Linked DNA regions of Homo sapiens: region 2 is linked to region 1. Evidence: chromatin loops called from intact Hi-C (ENCODE). Cell type or tissue: dorsolateral prefrontal cortex. All regions are shown on one strand.

Region 1 (8,000 bases):
TGCTGCCGGAGGTGGAGAGAGGACAGAGAACAGCCAGAAGTGAGAACCGGGAAGCAAGCATATGCTAACATTTCACTGCCTTCCCCAGCCCCACCTGAAAGACTTTTTTTCGTTGTGCCTTTTGTGAACTTCCCCATCCCATAGGGGTCATGGGTGGGTATCCATGGCTCCAAGGAGTCCCGGGTCCTGAACACAAACTTACCTGTGTGTTGGTATTTCTCTGGGAAGAGGATCTGCCTTCAATAAATGCTCAAAGGGAAACACAGCCCTCCACAGCTTAAGTATGTCCAGTGTGGGCCTTCATAGCATTTGATGATCACCATACCTCCCAGAACAAAGTTTTTTCCCCACCAATGCTTTTCTGGGAGAAATGCAAGGAATCCCATTACTGTGTTGCCAAACACAGAAACCAGAAACCAGACATGGTTCTTACTGCATATTCTGAGTAATTTCTTTCCCTCGGCTGCCCCTCACCCCTCCATTTGTATGCTGTCCAGGGTCCCCAAACCTCCAAGGCCACGCTTGGAGTAGCTTCCATGTCTACTGAGGATGATCAGGGTCAAAATGGAACCCTTCAAGGATGCACAGCAATCTCCCTGCTCAGTCCTCTACAGAGTGGGGAACACATTCCAGATAAAAAATAAGGGTGACCACCGAGGATTTGAGGCAGTCAAACAAACCAACCAAAGCTGAGACTGGCTGAAAAGAAATCAGGTAGCCAACATGGACACACTTAACCATCACGGCGCCTGTCCTTCCATCAGCCAGTGACCCGCCAGGGTGCTTCCTCCCCTGGCTTCAGCGGGTCCAGGATCCTGAATGTCTGTACTACGGAAACCCAGTAGTAAGATCACTTGGGAGCTCTCCTTTTGGTAGCTGCCTGGATTTTATCACCATTATGAAATTATATAGCATAAACTTGATGTGAAAATAGCATTTGAAGTTTAAACCCTATTTCCAGGTGTCAATAAACACTTTAAATGAACAGCTCTTTGGCCCAAAATGGCTCCCGCATGCTGTGTGGTTCTTAGTTACCCAATCAAGAAAAATCACATTTCCCACTTTCTGCCATCTATCTTGGAACCCACTTTATTTTAAGGACATAAACTTGGCAACTTCCTAGTACTGGATATGGCATAGAAGTTCTGCCAAAGTTCTTGCCAGAGTTGGGGGAAGCAGAAACTTTGAGTAATATATCAATCATAGCTTATCACCAGGCCACATAAATCACTGTGGTCTTGGAGTTCAGAAATGTCTGGATTTTTCCTATCTGCAATCAGTGATTCTCTGCTGGGACATTAGGCTATAATCTCTACACTGGGGCCTCTGGCCCACAGAATCCCAGGCTGGGAATGTAGGTTGGGAACACTAGATAAATGTGTGTATTTGATGAGCATTGGTGTTGACTAAGTTAACATGGCTGGCTTTCCAAGCATCAGGTAGAGACCTGGAATTTTTTCTTTCCCATGGGGCTGAAATTTCTGCGGACTGTCTTGAGGACCAATAACCACTCACTTTGAGAATGAGCAAGTTCCAGAAAGTGGGATTAACTCCTTGTAAAAAGTTGCTGACCAAGAGGGTACATGGGAAGGTCACGCTGGTACCAGGTAAAACCTGTACAAACTCCAAGAAATTAGACAACACAAACCCACATCCTGGCGCTATCCCATCTCTGTGTCTGAGGGGCAAAAGGTGACTCAGGAATAGGTGAGAAACTGGGGCCATGAACAGACTCATCTGCAGCCAACTCCACTTTGTGGTTCTGTCGAGAATCCGCTAGTGCCCAAGGGGATACAGAGAGATCAATAAATCATCAATAAATGGCCATCATGTTTTAACTTCCAATGCTTGCAAGGACTTGGCACCTTAAAGGGCAGGGCCAGGCCTGGCACAGGCCCTACCCCCTCTTCCCCTAACCCTCCCTATTCTCCTCCTCTCTGTGCTTTCTTAACTTCTCAAATGAACCATGCTCCCTCTCACCCCAGTGCCCTCACACAAGCTGCTTCCTCTGCCTGGAATGCCTTTTTCCCAGTTCTGCATGTTGAATACCAACTCCTTCAAGCTTCAACTCCAGTCACTTCCTGGACCTCCAACCTCAGACCAGACCTGACTCCTCTGTAACATGCTCTACAGGTAGCTGGTCCTCTTCCTTGCACTTCTCATGGCATGTGAGTGAAGTCTCCTCCAACTTCAACACTGGGTTCCCAGCGTTGGCCATGTGGGAGATGCTTGATGAATACTGGTTGGATGAATGAATGATTTCAACCAAGACTCAATGGCCCAGTTATTCTTTTCTAAGTGCTCAGATGAATCCCTCAGGAGAATAAATATGGCACCAAGTATTTTAGAAACATACATGGTGCTATTCTGTAATGAATAATTTTACTTCAATAGACTGTCAGACCTCTTAACTCATCTTCCTGACTCTAGGCTAACTTCATGCTGATCTGACTCACCCTCTCCTAAACTCCCCATTGCCCCAGGATAGAGTGAGTCCCAGATCCTGCAGCCTCTTTTCCAGCATGACCCTCCCCGGTGGTGCAGTGGTGCCCCAGCATACCACATGTGCATGCTTCTGTGGATCTGAACCTGACTGGAAGGCCCACACCCCTTTCTATCGAGAAAATTCCTCTTTCTGCAGTCCCAGTTCTGGAGCTAGCCATCAAGGAGGCCTTCCTTGCCCATTGCTCAGCTTGCACTCTTGGCCTGGCCTCTGACTCTTGTACCTTTTGTGTCCTTCCATTACTACTTACATCTTCAGTCTGTCTTAGTTGATGGTGAACCTGAGGACGGAAGCCATCGTGGAGTCGCCTGGCAGGTCAACACTCACACAGCATCTGGAACACAGGGGCCTTCAGCCTGGATGTGCTTCCATTCCATAAGGAGTTCCTGCAAAGCAGGGGGTGTAAGGGCACTATGATAGTAAAAATCTGTTCTTTGTGTCCCCTGTGAATCATCAGAATGTCCAGAAAGTTCCAATATTTTGCCATATTAAGTGCATTTCTTCATCTCCATGGCCACCCAAACTCCCAGTCCAGACCCCTGCCAGAGCAGGGGTCTTCAGGCTGCATGTGGGCTGGCTGAGTGCCAAGGAGTTAACATTCCCAAGGAGCATCAACCAGTGACGGACGGGGGTTAGTGGATAAACACCCGGCTCTCTGGCCCCCTGGGTGGGATAACCCTGAGATGTGTTCTACACCAGCTCACAGAGGTCCGCATGTGCCAGCAGCAGTAACCTGATGGATAACCTTTACTGGCTCCCTTCCTCAGTCTCTTACAACGCTTCCTGGACTACTGCCCAACACTCAGCAGTGCAGTTAGTGTCAGTGTGAAGTGTATTCAAGTCCACTCATGGTTTTGAATGGGTGGATGTTATGCTGTTGCCAGGATGGGGCCAGGGCGAGAGGAGAGAGGCACCCTCCGTGCTGATCCTGCTCTCGTCTGAGCTAGACCATGGGTGCTTCCTGAGATTCTGCATCTTGGACATCTTGCCTGCTCACTCCAGACCCCCCCGACTTTCAGGAAATCAGAATATAAAACTCAGATAAAACAACCTATCCCAAGTAGGTGTTTTCCAGAGTGTGCCGTATCTATATTTCTTCACTGCTTTTTCATAGACAATCACCCTCTAAATGGAGGACCTTTTGGCTTCCAAATTCTGAGGTATTAGGATCATTCTACATGGTCAGTAAAGCATACATGTTATTGTAGGCATTTAAGACAGCATGTCTACTTTAAGATGATGGCAAAAAAACCAAAAGGCAACCTGTAAAGCTTGTTTGTTTTAGCCTATCTTGGCAGAAGCCTTCTAGGTGAAAAATAAAACCCCTGGTTCAAAGAGGCTGCCTGGCCTGCTGAGCTCAGCCTGGAGTTTATTAGCACAGTTAATATTGCATGCAAATAGATTTCCCTGCTTTGGTCATGCCAATCCATTAATTCAGCCCCTTGTCTGCTACATCTTTATCCTTGGCAGGTTAATCCTGCCAAATGCCTTTGCTGTACCACCTGTCACGCTGTGCCTATGTCCAACAATGCAATTTTGCTAATCCTGTTGTATCGGCTTTGTGGCCCTGTCTGGTCAAGCCAGTGGTGGAAAAAGTGCGTATAAGGTTTTTGCCAAGATCTTTCTCCTACTCTGGCACCTACCCCTCCTTTTAAAAAAATGATTTCAATTAAATGGTTTGAAAGTCAACCACAGTGTTGGATGCCAGCCAGCGGCCATGTCTTTCAGACAAGGATGTCACGGCACTCAGCATGCCTCCAAACTGTTTCTGGCAGCCCCACCCAGCGTCAGCTGAATACGCTAAGTGAAAAGGGTTAAAACAGGAAGATCAGCTAAACATCTCTTTTCCATGGCTGGAAAATCCTGTCCTGTCCTGACACCAAATAGGTTTAACGTTCTACCCTCACAGTTACCATAAAGGACATGAAGGGCTTGAGGATGGTTGAATGGAAAGCATACCTGTCACTTGTCTTTGGTGCTGTCCTCTTTAAGGCTTGGTGGAATCATTCACATGAATTGTTAGATGAGGCACATCCCTTCCTGCAGTCACCAGTGTCAGGTATTCACCTGACACATGGAGGAGCCGAATCTCCAGGCCCCACAGTGTGCTGCTCTTCTAGTTCATGTCCCCGTGCAGGTAAGAGCCTGGGTGGGCCTTGTAGCCACATTTGCTCAGGTTCAAATCCCAGCTGGACCGCTTCTACCTCTGTGACACTAAGCATGTTGCTTTACCTCTCTGGCCTCATTTTGCTTATCTGTAAAATAGGCATAACCATAGCACCGGCCACACAGGATTGCTGTAAGGATTCTGCGTTAATACATGTCAATCACTCAGAACAGTGCTGGTACACATATAGCAGGCAGTGGGTAAATGTAAGCTGATATTAGCATAGACTGGGAAATTTGTCAAAACTCACTGCCATTTGCATAGTACATAGGCAGAGCGCATGGTAAAATTCCACAGGGCATATCTTTTAGGGTCTTCAGATATTAACTGTACTCTCTTGCCTGCGAATTACAGAAATCTGGCTGCAAGGATGCCTATCTAGTCTTCATGCCTCCCGCTGGTCTCTATGTTACCTTGGTAGCCTTTGGTGGATGTGAGGAAGCATTCTGGGGGTATAAGCGCTGGGACTGTGATTAGGTTCCCCGGGGCCTGAGTCCTAGGCCTGCTGCTGTGTGACTTTGGGCAAGTTGCTTGACCTGTGAGACTCTTACAATCCCCACATTAGCAATGGTGAGACTTGGTTTTACACAGCAGGGTTATTTTGAGGATTAAATAAAAAAGTACACGTGAGGTGCATGGCATGCCGCTGGGAACACCATAAGTGCCCCATAAATAATGGCCATTATGGTTATGGAGCCCCTGCAAAGCACCTGGGCTTCCCTCTCCAATTCTCCATCCATCTGCTTCCTCATCTCCTCACAGCCTTCATGTAGATGTTGTGAGAGTTATGTGGGACTGGGGAGGGAAAGCTGCCAGCATGGGGCCTGGTTTCCAACACAGACTCTAGAGATGAGGCGGTGCTCACTGCTGTTAAACCACAGTTCACCCTGGCTGATTTCTTGCTCCAAATAGCCTTCAGCTCCATACAGTCCTTTTTGTGTTAGTCTAGACTAATTCTTGCTAAGACCTATGAGTGGTTTTTAGATGATGGTGTGCATGTATAGATTTGAAAGTCCCATGTTTGGACAGAGCTGAATATGCATCCTGATGTGAGTGCCTAGACATCATTATGGTAACTGTGAGGGGAGGACATTAAACCTATTTGGTGTCAGAGGTGTCAGGACAGGATTTTTGCCCTCTGTGTGAAAAGTATTTTGCTACACAAAAGAGCAGTATGCTTCCCTTGCCAACCCAGCCACTGAACACTGCCCTTTCCCTCCTGCTTTTCCCAGGTGCTACTGGAACGTCTAACAAATAGCCTTATCATGAGTTGAGCATGTACTATGTTTCTGTTACCAGCCTGGATGCTTCACATTCATTATCTTCTTTTTTTTTTTTTTTTTGAGATGGAGTCTTGCTCTGTCGCCCAGGCTGGAGTGCAGTGGCGCGATCTCGGTTCACTGCAAGCTCCACCTCCTGGGTTCATGCCATTCTCCTGCCTCAGCCTCCAGAGTAGCTGGGACTACAGGCGCCCACCACCACATCCAGCTAATGTTTTGTATTTTTAGTAGAGATGGGGTTTCACCATGTTAGCCAGGATGGTCTCGATCTCCTGACCTTGTGATCCACCCACCTCGGCCTCCCAAAGTGCTGGGATTACAGGTGTGAGCTACAGCACCCGGACCATTATCTTCTTTAATTGAAATAGTACTGTTTTACCAATTTCTCACTTAAGGAAATGGAAACTTTGAAATGACAATTAGCTTACCCAAAGTCATAGCTAGCAAGTGGCCATAGAGACCAGGAGCTTTCCAGGCTACAGGGCTACACAACACATCTTTGGTGTGATGCCATTTCAGCTGCTAGGCATCAGAGTCGAGGGTGGACCTCCTGAATTACCAACTCTCTTTGTCATTTATTTTTTCCAAGGTATAGCTATGCCACATGGAATATTTTCCTCCTCCTTTTATTGTTTTGATGAATCCCATACTCAGTTTTTAATTTTTCTCCCGGGGGAGGATGTAGCAAAAAACAAGACTTCTTTTCTGTAAAAATTAGGAAATTCCAGCATCTTAGCACATTTCATCGGGTGTGCTAAGAGTACTCTCTCGCCTGCCAATTATAGAATTAGCTGCAAGGACCCCTATCTAGTCTCCATACCTCCCACTGGTCTATACATCCCAATTCTAACCCTATATATCCCAATTCTGCTGCACTGATCTTAATCTACTTTTCATTCACCAATCTCTTGAATATAATCAGTTTGCTAATTAAAACATGATGGAATCAAGCTATTTGCAAAATTAGGAGTTCTGACCCTCTGGCCTCTGTGGCCCAGGTGAGGTCCTCTGAGACACATACATGTGTTGCCTTGGCGAGAATTCATGCTGAGAAGACAGTCCATTCATCTTAGGTCTTGCTTAACTAGCAGAATGTAAACATCTTTGAACTTTGCTTACTGGATAAAAGGCAGCAAGCATTAGCTTCTCATTAGCTTCCCACTGCATTTCCTCCTGCAGGATCAATCACACATCCAGCCCAGACACGTGGCCCCTGCTTGTAATTAATCTTGGAAAGGCGTAGCTCTTCTGTGGATGGATTGCTGTATTTGAGCGCGGCTTTCAGAGGGGAGGGGTAGGAGAAATAAAGGCTGGAAGCAGAATAATAAGCACCAGTGTTTGAGAAGTCTGCTCTGTGCCCTGTGCTGCAAGCAGCTTTTTTTAATGGTTGATTCACTGCCAGAAAATTTGCTTTTGCCTGAACGCGACTTAGCATCAGGGAGGGAATTTATGATTTCTTCTTTTCCACAGTGTGAATTTCATGCCTTAGTTAGTTGCGTTTTTTTTTTTGGCCAAATTGAAGTTGTCTAAATCCTATATTTTGGGTGGTTGTAGAGTTATGCTCCATACTCTCTCAACCTGTCTGAGGGATGGAAGTTCCTGGATTCTTCTATTCACAAGGATTTAACTGTGACACTTGCATACAACTGAAAGAGACCTTCTTTTGACCTTGTTCTCAGAACTCTGCTTTTCTAATTCTTATTTGAATTTTAAATGCTTTAAGGTGGTTGGATTTTTTTCTTTTTTAAAAAATTGTGGTCATCTCAGTTACCAGGCTGGTAGAGGGCAGTTGGGAAGGCAGTAATAACAAGGAAGTGAAGATCCCATGAGTATTGATCATCAGAGATGGCTAGGACTTGAGGCACTAAGGATTGTCACCTCCTTGCCTTTACTGAATAGTATTTGTTGCTATTTTGGAAACCAAATTGCAGAAAAACCTTTACGGAAACTCAATTTACACAAAACCCACCTAAGGAGTGACGTCCTCAAAAGCTCTAGGAGGACTGTGTGAAAAGGCAAGTTTCCTTGCTGCCCCGAATATCATGTGTGA
Region 2 (8,000 bases), 220 kb after region 1:
GACTGAGCACAGCAGGGACACTCGAATGCAGGTTGTTCTAGGAGATGTGGGGCTCCTCTAACACTGGCTTTGGCTCCAGGGTTCCATGATGGCTTCGCTGACCCTTCCATAGACAGCCTGGCAGTCTAAGACATTCTTTCCCCACCTCTTTCACTCAGGGTCAGACTTGGCTGGAGGTATGAGAGATCTCTGAGCCTCATGTGGCTCCCTCCCCATTCTCCCTCACGTTGATAGTTACCCTAATAAAATCCTTTCATGTGTAATCCCACCTTGGCAACTACTTCTCAGAAGACTCACACTAACACATTTCCCCCACTCTCCTACTAATACTTCCTGGAATCACCTCCCAGACAAACAACTTGTACTCAAGTTTTTGTGTTAGTATCTCTTTCTGGGGAAGCCAGCCTAAAATAAAGGACACTCCAGGGACACTGCACACACCCCTTGCACGAATTACCTTGCAGCAGAATAGGGTTAGGTGGCCACACTGAACAAGGGAGGCTGGGGCATGTAGTCTCCTTCTATGATGGACCATGCACGGCAGAATGGCTATCAGGAAGCCTGGTGGCAGCTGTGGCTATTCCTCCTCCCTCTAGCCTTCAAGGTCAACTTTCTGGAGCAGAATGTGTGGAGTCCTTTGTTAAATCTGTGCTGATGTAAACTGATGGAAACTAACCCAAATCTAACTTCATATTATACTGATGTGCTCCAAGGAAAAGTGAAAAGTGAGTGAAGTTATGGTCTAAACCTAGCCCATCTCTTGAGCCATGTTCCCATTTTTTCCTTTTTAGACCCTCTCCAGAACGTCAGCTGCCCAGAGCCCCAGCTTCCCAAAGCCCCTATTCCAGTGCCTCACCCAAGATATTGATTCATCAGCCTGACTTTCTTCCTCTTGCCTTAAATTGTACCTGTTCCATTACCCAAGATTCTGTACATCACTAATGTGATGAGTTAATTTAACATAAAGACAATAACGTTGGCTAAGGCTTGACTGTGGCAGCAGCCAGATGAGCACATTTGGCCTCTAACCAGAACCTGGAATGCCTTACCCAGAGGATGGAATGGTAGTTTGCCTGTTGACTGTCATTGAGTCCTGGATAATCACATGCAAATGTTATCCATCTTAGGCTTTTTTTTTTTTTTTTTTTTTTTTTTTTTTACGATGCAGATAACAGAAGTCAAGGATCAGGCATGAATAAGCTACCCCACTAGTAAGGATCTTGAAACCCAGTAGCTGAGACTCCATAAGTTCTGTGAACTCAGTTTTCCTCTGGGTCATGTTCCTTAGGATATTTTTTTTCTGTCGTATTCAGGAAAGAAGCCTAGACTCCTTTGATTCAACACTAAACTGTTCACAGTAGTTATCCCTAGAATGAAATTGTAGCCGGGGAGACTGTGAAAGGGCTATTGCTTTTAATACTGTAAAAGGGCTACTACCTTTTAATGTTTCTATAGGGCTTGAATTTTTCATATCAAGCATGTACTCTTTTGGTAACTTTTGAAAATAATGTAATTTAGCTGCTATGATAAACCATTTGCCTTGCCCTGTGGCATGGACAAGAAACCTGTCCTATGCATTCCTGAGAAGATCTCTTCATTTTTGGTAAACAATGAAAAAATCCGGTCCTTAATGTCTCTTCTTTTTTCAGAATGCATTTGGATCCTTTCTGCTATTAGCTTTCTTAAACGTGATATGAATTGTCCTGCATCCCTGGTTTCTCTCTGTCCCATGAGTCAGCTGTTCAAATGTATTTTAAAACATTAATTTTTAAGTGAAATTAGAATACAGACCACACTTATTTATCCACAGTGCCTGGGTCTAGTGCCTGGTATAAAATCAACACTTTAAAATGTTTTGAAAAATGGCTGAGAACTCATATTAGTCAAGGGACTCCTAATGACCACGGAGTTGTTTCCATATGGCAGCCACTGCAGGTCTTCGGGGGTGGGAGGTGAGCCTTGAGTTCTTTAAAAGTCTTTCCCTGGGATGTCGACCCAGATACCAAATGCAGTTGGGAAGGGAAAGTGGTAGTCTGGCCAATGGTGTAAAATTAGGTGTAATATATGAGAATACAACTGCTTGTGTCCTACTTACCTAGTCATTGGGCAAGGCAGGTTAGGTCTGAAGGGGAAATTACTGGCCAGAATCTCAGCATTTTACTGCAAGCTTGAGAAACTGAAAACAAAGCAAAACAAAACATAATCAGTTTTTCCTTGTTGTGCTTGTTTTGACAATAATTTGTTTTGACAAACTGACACTCTTAAAGATGGCTTTTCTGATATTTTGTAAGGCCACTGCACTATCTGCCATTTAACATTTTAGAGTAACTTCCAAGTTTCACACCTCTTGAGCGCCTAGCCACTTTTTGCTAGCATTGCTTCATGTTGTGAGAGAAGAGACCACCTAATGTCCTGACGTGCAGTGGTGACAGTAGACACATTTAAGTCCAACCTTAGCCCTTCCAGTTCTGGTCCTGTGACCTTAAGTCTCTGAGCCTCAGTTTTCTAATCTGTCAAATGGTATTAATGATGCTAGCTGTCTCTAGAGCTGTTTTAGGGATTACAGGAGGTAATCTTTTTTTTTAAGCACAGGGGCTGGTGCATAGTAAAGACTCAATAAATGATAACCATTGTTATCATCATCAACATTAAAAGCTTATCAAAGAGGGCCAGAAGGACTTGGGATATGGATCCAGGAAATCTACCACTTTCAGGCCAAGTAATAATCATATTAATAAAACCAGTAGAGTTCTGCTGGGTCATTCTTCTGGGACCTCATGTTCTGTTCTTTGCAGTATTGGGAAGTGGGCAAGGAAGAGGGGCGTGGAGAATGGAGGTGAGGAAGGGGGCTGGGAAGGCAGAGGGAAAATGAGGGCTGCTGATGGTTGGTGGTTCAGAGGCAGCAAAGCCAGCAGTGAGGAAATGGGAATTACCAGGCACTGAGGAGCCCTAGTGCCAGCTCTTTGCTGACATAATTAATGAGGCTGTTGTGCCAAAAACGAGGCATGTTGTTAATATACAGACCTGTTGGGAGCACAAGGGAAATGCAAATAAAAATTTTGCCAAAAGAGGAGTGGGGTCAAATCAGCTCCAGAGGGCGACCACGTTGTCTATAAAACTCTAGTATATGGGAGGCCAGGAGACAGTATGAAGAAAAAGAGAGGAATTGATTTCAAACAGGATCAGTAGCTACTAAATAGTAGACTTTTAATATTCGTGTTTGCTGATTTTTCCTTTTGTGTCTATTTCTTTCAAAGTCTGTTCAGTTGGTGAAATTCACTTGATAATGAAGACTACTTAGGTTGGTGCAGAAGTAATTTAATTTTTTAAAAAAAGGCAAAAACTGCAATTACTTTTGCACCAACCAAATAAAATTTCAATGGAGTTTTAGCATTCAGGACTTTAATATACATTCCATAAGATACACAAGAAAAAAACCTGAAAGATTATTTTTATTTTTACTTTAAAGAGCTCTGGGCTGCTGAGAGGAAGCAGTCTTGAACCTATATAAAATTGTGATTTTTGTGCCTGTTTCCATCATAAAAACCAAAAATGATTATTGGTTTCTTATGTGTGTTCTCAATGGCGAATTCAATTTTTTTTCCCAAAGAGCCTTGTTGAATCATCCGAGTGAGACGTGGACCAAGGTGAAGGCGCCTGCGGGTGGCTTTCCTGTCCAGGGGTAGGCAGGAAATAGAGTCCCGGGCTGCCACTGCTGTCCCCTATGGGTGTGGCTGGGGACTGGCTGGGAAGAAAGCCAGCATCATTTGATGCAGTTGCTCTGGAAGGTCGCTGAGCACGGGCCCTGGCACCCACCTTCCCAAACACAAGCCCGGCCCTCGGCCCAGCGGAGAGTCTCGTACAGGGGACAGGGATGGCGATGCTGGTCCCACGGGAGCCAGGCCGGTGTCCCCAGGGGATGAGGGGTGGGGGGCAATACAAGGAGGTTACTTTGGTCTGTTGCTCCCGCTTTGTTAACCCATCCCTATGTCCTATCCCCTTCTTCCCTGGCTTTGCCCAAGCCGGGTAACGAGAAAGCGCTAGGAACCAAGTGGCTGTTGGACGTGGCCGACTGCGGAAAGGCCTGCTTTATTTCGTCGCAGTTCATTTATTTTCCTTTTCGTTCTGCCGGCTGCCACGTGTTTGGTAAGTTAGAGCACGAAACACTTTAAGATGGGCCTGTGGGGCCGGAGCAGAGCCGCAGAGCTGTGCAGGCGCGCGTGTGCACGTGCGCGCCTGTATGCCGCGTGGGCGTGCGCGCGTGCACGTGGGCCGTGTGCGCGCGCACATTGTTTCTGTCTCCAGCGGTTGGGAGCGCGCTGGCGTTGCCTGTGGGCTTGGGGCCCCTGCGCCGGGGCGGAGCGGGCAGCGAGGCTGGCGGGAGATGCTGGGCTGCTCTGGAGAGCGCGCAACCGGCGTGCTCACCCTGTTAAGGCTCCGCTCTTCGCTGTGCCCAGATCCACACAGGTAGCCTTCAACCGCCGCCCAGGGAAGTCAGTGCTCTTATTAGCTTCAATTTCCGGACGAGGAAGTGAGGCACAGAGAGGTTAAGGAGCCCAGCTATTAGGAGCCTTTGAACTCAGACAGTCTGGCTCCAGAATCTGCATCTTAACTCCATTACGCGTTATTTTTTAAACGCAGGCCCGCCCCCCCCCGCCCCCCTGGACTCCGGTTTGAAACGCATTGAATAATGAATCCTTTTCGCCTCCCTCCCTCTGAAATAACAGTTCAGTTCATCGAAAACCCAGAGGTAGCCTACCGTGTGACTCAGCGGCACGGAAAACATCAGAGTCATTGACTTTGGCGTGGCAAAGTGGGATCTCACACATGGTACTTTATCAAATAAAGGGCACTGGCATGTTAAACTGATTCGTAGCATCTTTTAAATGTGACAAAACATAAGCTTTGATCACACTTCTGATTTTTTTTCCCTGACTTTAAGTGATGCATTATAGTAGGAAAATACAGGAAAGGACAAAGAAGAAACTAAAAGTTCCCCATAATCTCAGCTCTCCACCCCATAATACTATACGTTGTTGAAAATCTAGTGATTTTTTTCTAAGCATATACTATCACAAAATTGATTAAAAGAAATTTAAAACAGTATCATAATGTACATGGTGTTTTATAATTTTTATATTTAATAATGCATCACGAACATTTCCCCATATCAAATATTCTACTACAAATGTTTTTAATGACTACACCGTATTTCATTATACAAATTTGCCATGACTTAACTTGTCACTAGCCTTATTTTTTGACTTTTCAGTTGCTCCCCAACTTTTGCTATTATAAATGATGGACACCAGAATGCAGCAATTTTTTATACACACTATTTCCTTGGGACAAATGGGATTGCCAGGTCAAAGATCATCACACTTTTAAAGGGGTCAAACTATTATCTAGAAGGGTGGGCTCAGTACACTCACCTCCAAGTAGAATAAGTGTGCCCGTTTTCTTTCTCAATTCTGGGTGTTATTGCTCCAGGCAATCTTTCTTAATAAACAAAATACAGCCTTCAAAAAAAATACCTCAGTTATTTCATTAGACTGTGCCAAGTTTCAAGAGAAAGACTTTATATGATTGCAGATACTTGAAACATTTGGGAAATTCAGTTTATTCAGATGCTCCCAGGACTGCACAAGACTCAGCAAAGGACGTGGTAAAATAAGGGCACTTTGGAAAAAGGAACTAGGAAAGAATTCTCAAGCCATTTTTTTTTTTCAGGGCAGAGAGATAGATGATGTCTCTAAAATAAAAAAGGAGGTATTAATTGCCTCTTTGGCTGGGTCTTTGACTCCGTGGCAACTTTCCCATTGTCAGGTCTGAAAACGTTGATGGTGCTGCTTGCCGCAGAGCTACTGCAGAAATATTCAAGGCAGCAAACCTGGGCAATTAGGGTTTCTGTTAATTTTCTTCCCCTTTCATTCTACCAGCTTCCCCTCCCCCTATGTCAGCTAGTTGGAGTGACAAATATTTAAAGTCAGCCTGTCACGCATGAGCAGCGCAGCTGTGTGAATGACTGATTTTCTTGACGTTCTAAACAGCTTTGTGTGTGCATGTGGAGACCTGCAGACCCCAAACCTGCCACCGTCTGCCCCACAAGACAACATTGGTTTGATATTTGAGGCAACAGTGGGGGGTCTAGGCAGGTGGCATTTTATGACCAGGAAATGAACGGACATATAATCTGCAGATGTTTTAGGAATAGGCATGTTTGTCACAATGACCTCTAGGTAAATTTCTGCAGTGACAAAGAGGAGACTTTTCAGGTGTGGTTTAAATTCCTTTCCTTGCACAGCGTGCTCTAAAATCACTTTTGCCTAAGGGACTGGAGACCATGATGTCCTTAGTGAATCTGAAAGATGCACTTGGACCCGACTGGCCTTTTTTCTCCCCACTCAGCGTTGCAGCAAGAGTAACAGATGTCTATTTAGGGAAGGCATGTTCTCTTTTTCTATGCAAACCGTGTTGCTAAAAATTCTCTTTTAGATGAATTATTAAACCCAATTTATGAAATAAGGACAATACAGATTTCCTCTGGAACTATTCTTTCTCTCTGATATGTGATACCCGTGTCTGCTGGTGGAGAAAAGCAAAGAGAATTTGAGAAGCCAGGCGGGGATGGGAGAAAAGTGAGATAAATAAATACAGGTTATTTTATAGCCCTAGAAATTCCCTGAATGTTTGGACCCCTTGGGGTCCATCTAGAATTCTTTAGCCATCATATAGAAACACACAAAAACGTAATTATTTTTGTAAACCTAGATTTCTTCTCATGGTCTAATGAAGTAGGAATATTTAACTTATCACAGTTCCTTTAAGAAACAGTACTGCTTTTGTTTGAGAACAGGCATTGATCTGTGTTTGGAACATCAAGGTGGTGCTTCTAAGGGAGAGAGTAGGTTATTCTTTTTTTATTCAAGGGGAGGTATTTTGTGTTGCTCTTGAAGGGGACTCAGCAGGAAAAAGTGGCTGGAAGAGCTGAGTGGACATAAAGCCACAGAGAGGTGCAGTGGCCCCTGGATGTCCTGAGGCTGGGGATGCCTGGGGCTCTCAGCTGGTTGTTTGGGTTATAAACTTAACGTGAGGTGGAAACCAGCATCACCTCTCTTATGAAATCTTCAGTAACATCTACTTTTTAAAAGCATAAAGCCTTTGCTAATGAATATTCTCCTTACATTTTTTAGATGAACTCTGTTATAGAATTTATATCCCTTTTTGCAATACATGAATTTTTATAGTAATTATGAAAAAAAAAATTTAACCGTTAACTTGAAATTCACACCTCAATGCCAACCTTAGATGCTGCCTCCGAGGAAATAACTTCCTGCCCGTTTTATCTGCAGTGCGGTCGTGGACCTGCAGCATCACCTGGGAGCTGGATAGACCTAGTGACTTAGTCTGTTCAGGCTGTTATAACAAAATACCTTACACTAGGTAATTTATAAACAACAGAAACTTATTGCTGACGGTCCTGGAGGCCGGAAAGTCCAAGATCAAGGTGCTGGCAAATTCAGTGTCTCGTTCAGTGAGGGCCCATTCCTCATGGACGGTACCTTCTTGCTGTGTCCTCACGTGGTGGAAGAGGCAAAGGGCTCCCTCAAGCCTCTTTTATAAGGGCACTAATCCCATTCATGAGGGCCCTATCCTCTTGACCAAATCACCTCCTGAAGGCCCCACCTCTCAATACCATAACATTGGAGACTAAGTTCCAATATGTGACTTTTGGGAGGACATCAACATTCAGACCATAGTACCTAGTGAATCAGAATCTGCATTGCAACAAGATTCTCAGATAATTCAGGTGCGTATTACAGTTTGCAAACTGCTGGTCTGCAGTCCCGGTTCTAAACTTGGCTGCACATTGGAATCACTTGGGAAGCTTTACAAAATATAGATTCCAAAGTCCCATTCCTAAGGATTCTAATTTAATTGATTTGGGGAGGCAGGGCTCCCAAACATCTGGATTGTGAAAGGCTCCCCAGGTGATTCTA

What was found. A loop is a pair of places that touch in the nucleus more often than their neighbours do. Peaks named below come from ENCODE experiments on the same cell type or tissue, not always from the same donor. Only the 100,000 strongest peaks of a DNase experiment are listed, where the experiment ranks them.
Region 2: a loop joins it to region 1, with 1.8 times the contacts of the local background. A loop is called at or near these places in 1 of 110 quality-filtered maps.

Annotation. Positions count from the first base shown.
Region 1 is chr3:44,106,166-44,114,165 of GRCh38, reverse strand. It overlaps LOC124909489 (a long non-coding RNA gene), which reads right to left. Exons shown (of 5, transcript XR_007096256.1): 4 at 2,754-2,889; 5 at 1-2. Among named protein-coding and RNA genes, the nearest start is that of MIR138-1, 4.0 kb to the left of the region's middle. In dorsolateral prefrontal cortex, no CTCF peak of the experiment used is centred here; DNase peaks (open chromatin) are centred at 4,215, 5,472 and 7,203; H3K4me3 peaks cover 850 bases; H3K27ac peaks cover 272 bases.
Region 2 is chr3:43,890,701-43,898,700 of GRCh38, reverse strand. The region is part of intron 1 of LOC107986081 (a long non-coding RNA gene); the gene reads left to right. Among named protein-coding and RNA genes, the nearest start is that of ABHD5, 200 kb to the right of the region's middle. In dorsolateral prefrontal cortex, no CTCF peak of the experiment used is centred here; a DNase peak (open chromatin) is centred at 4,283; H3K4me3 peaks cover 1,378 bases; H3K27ac peaks cover 1,056 bases.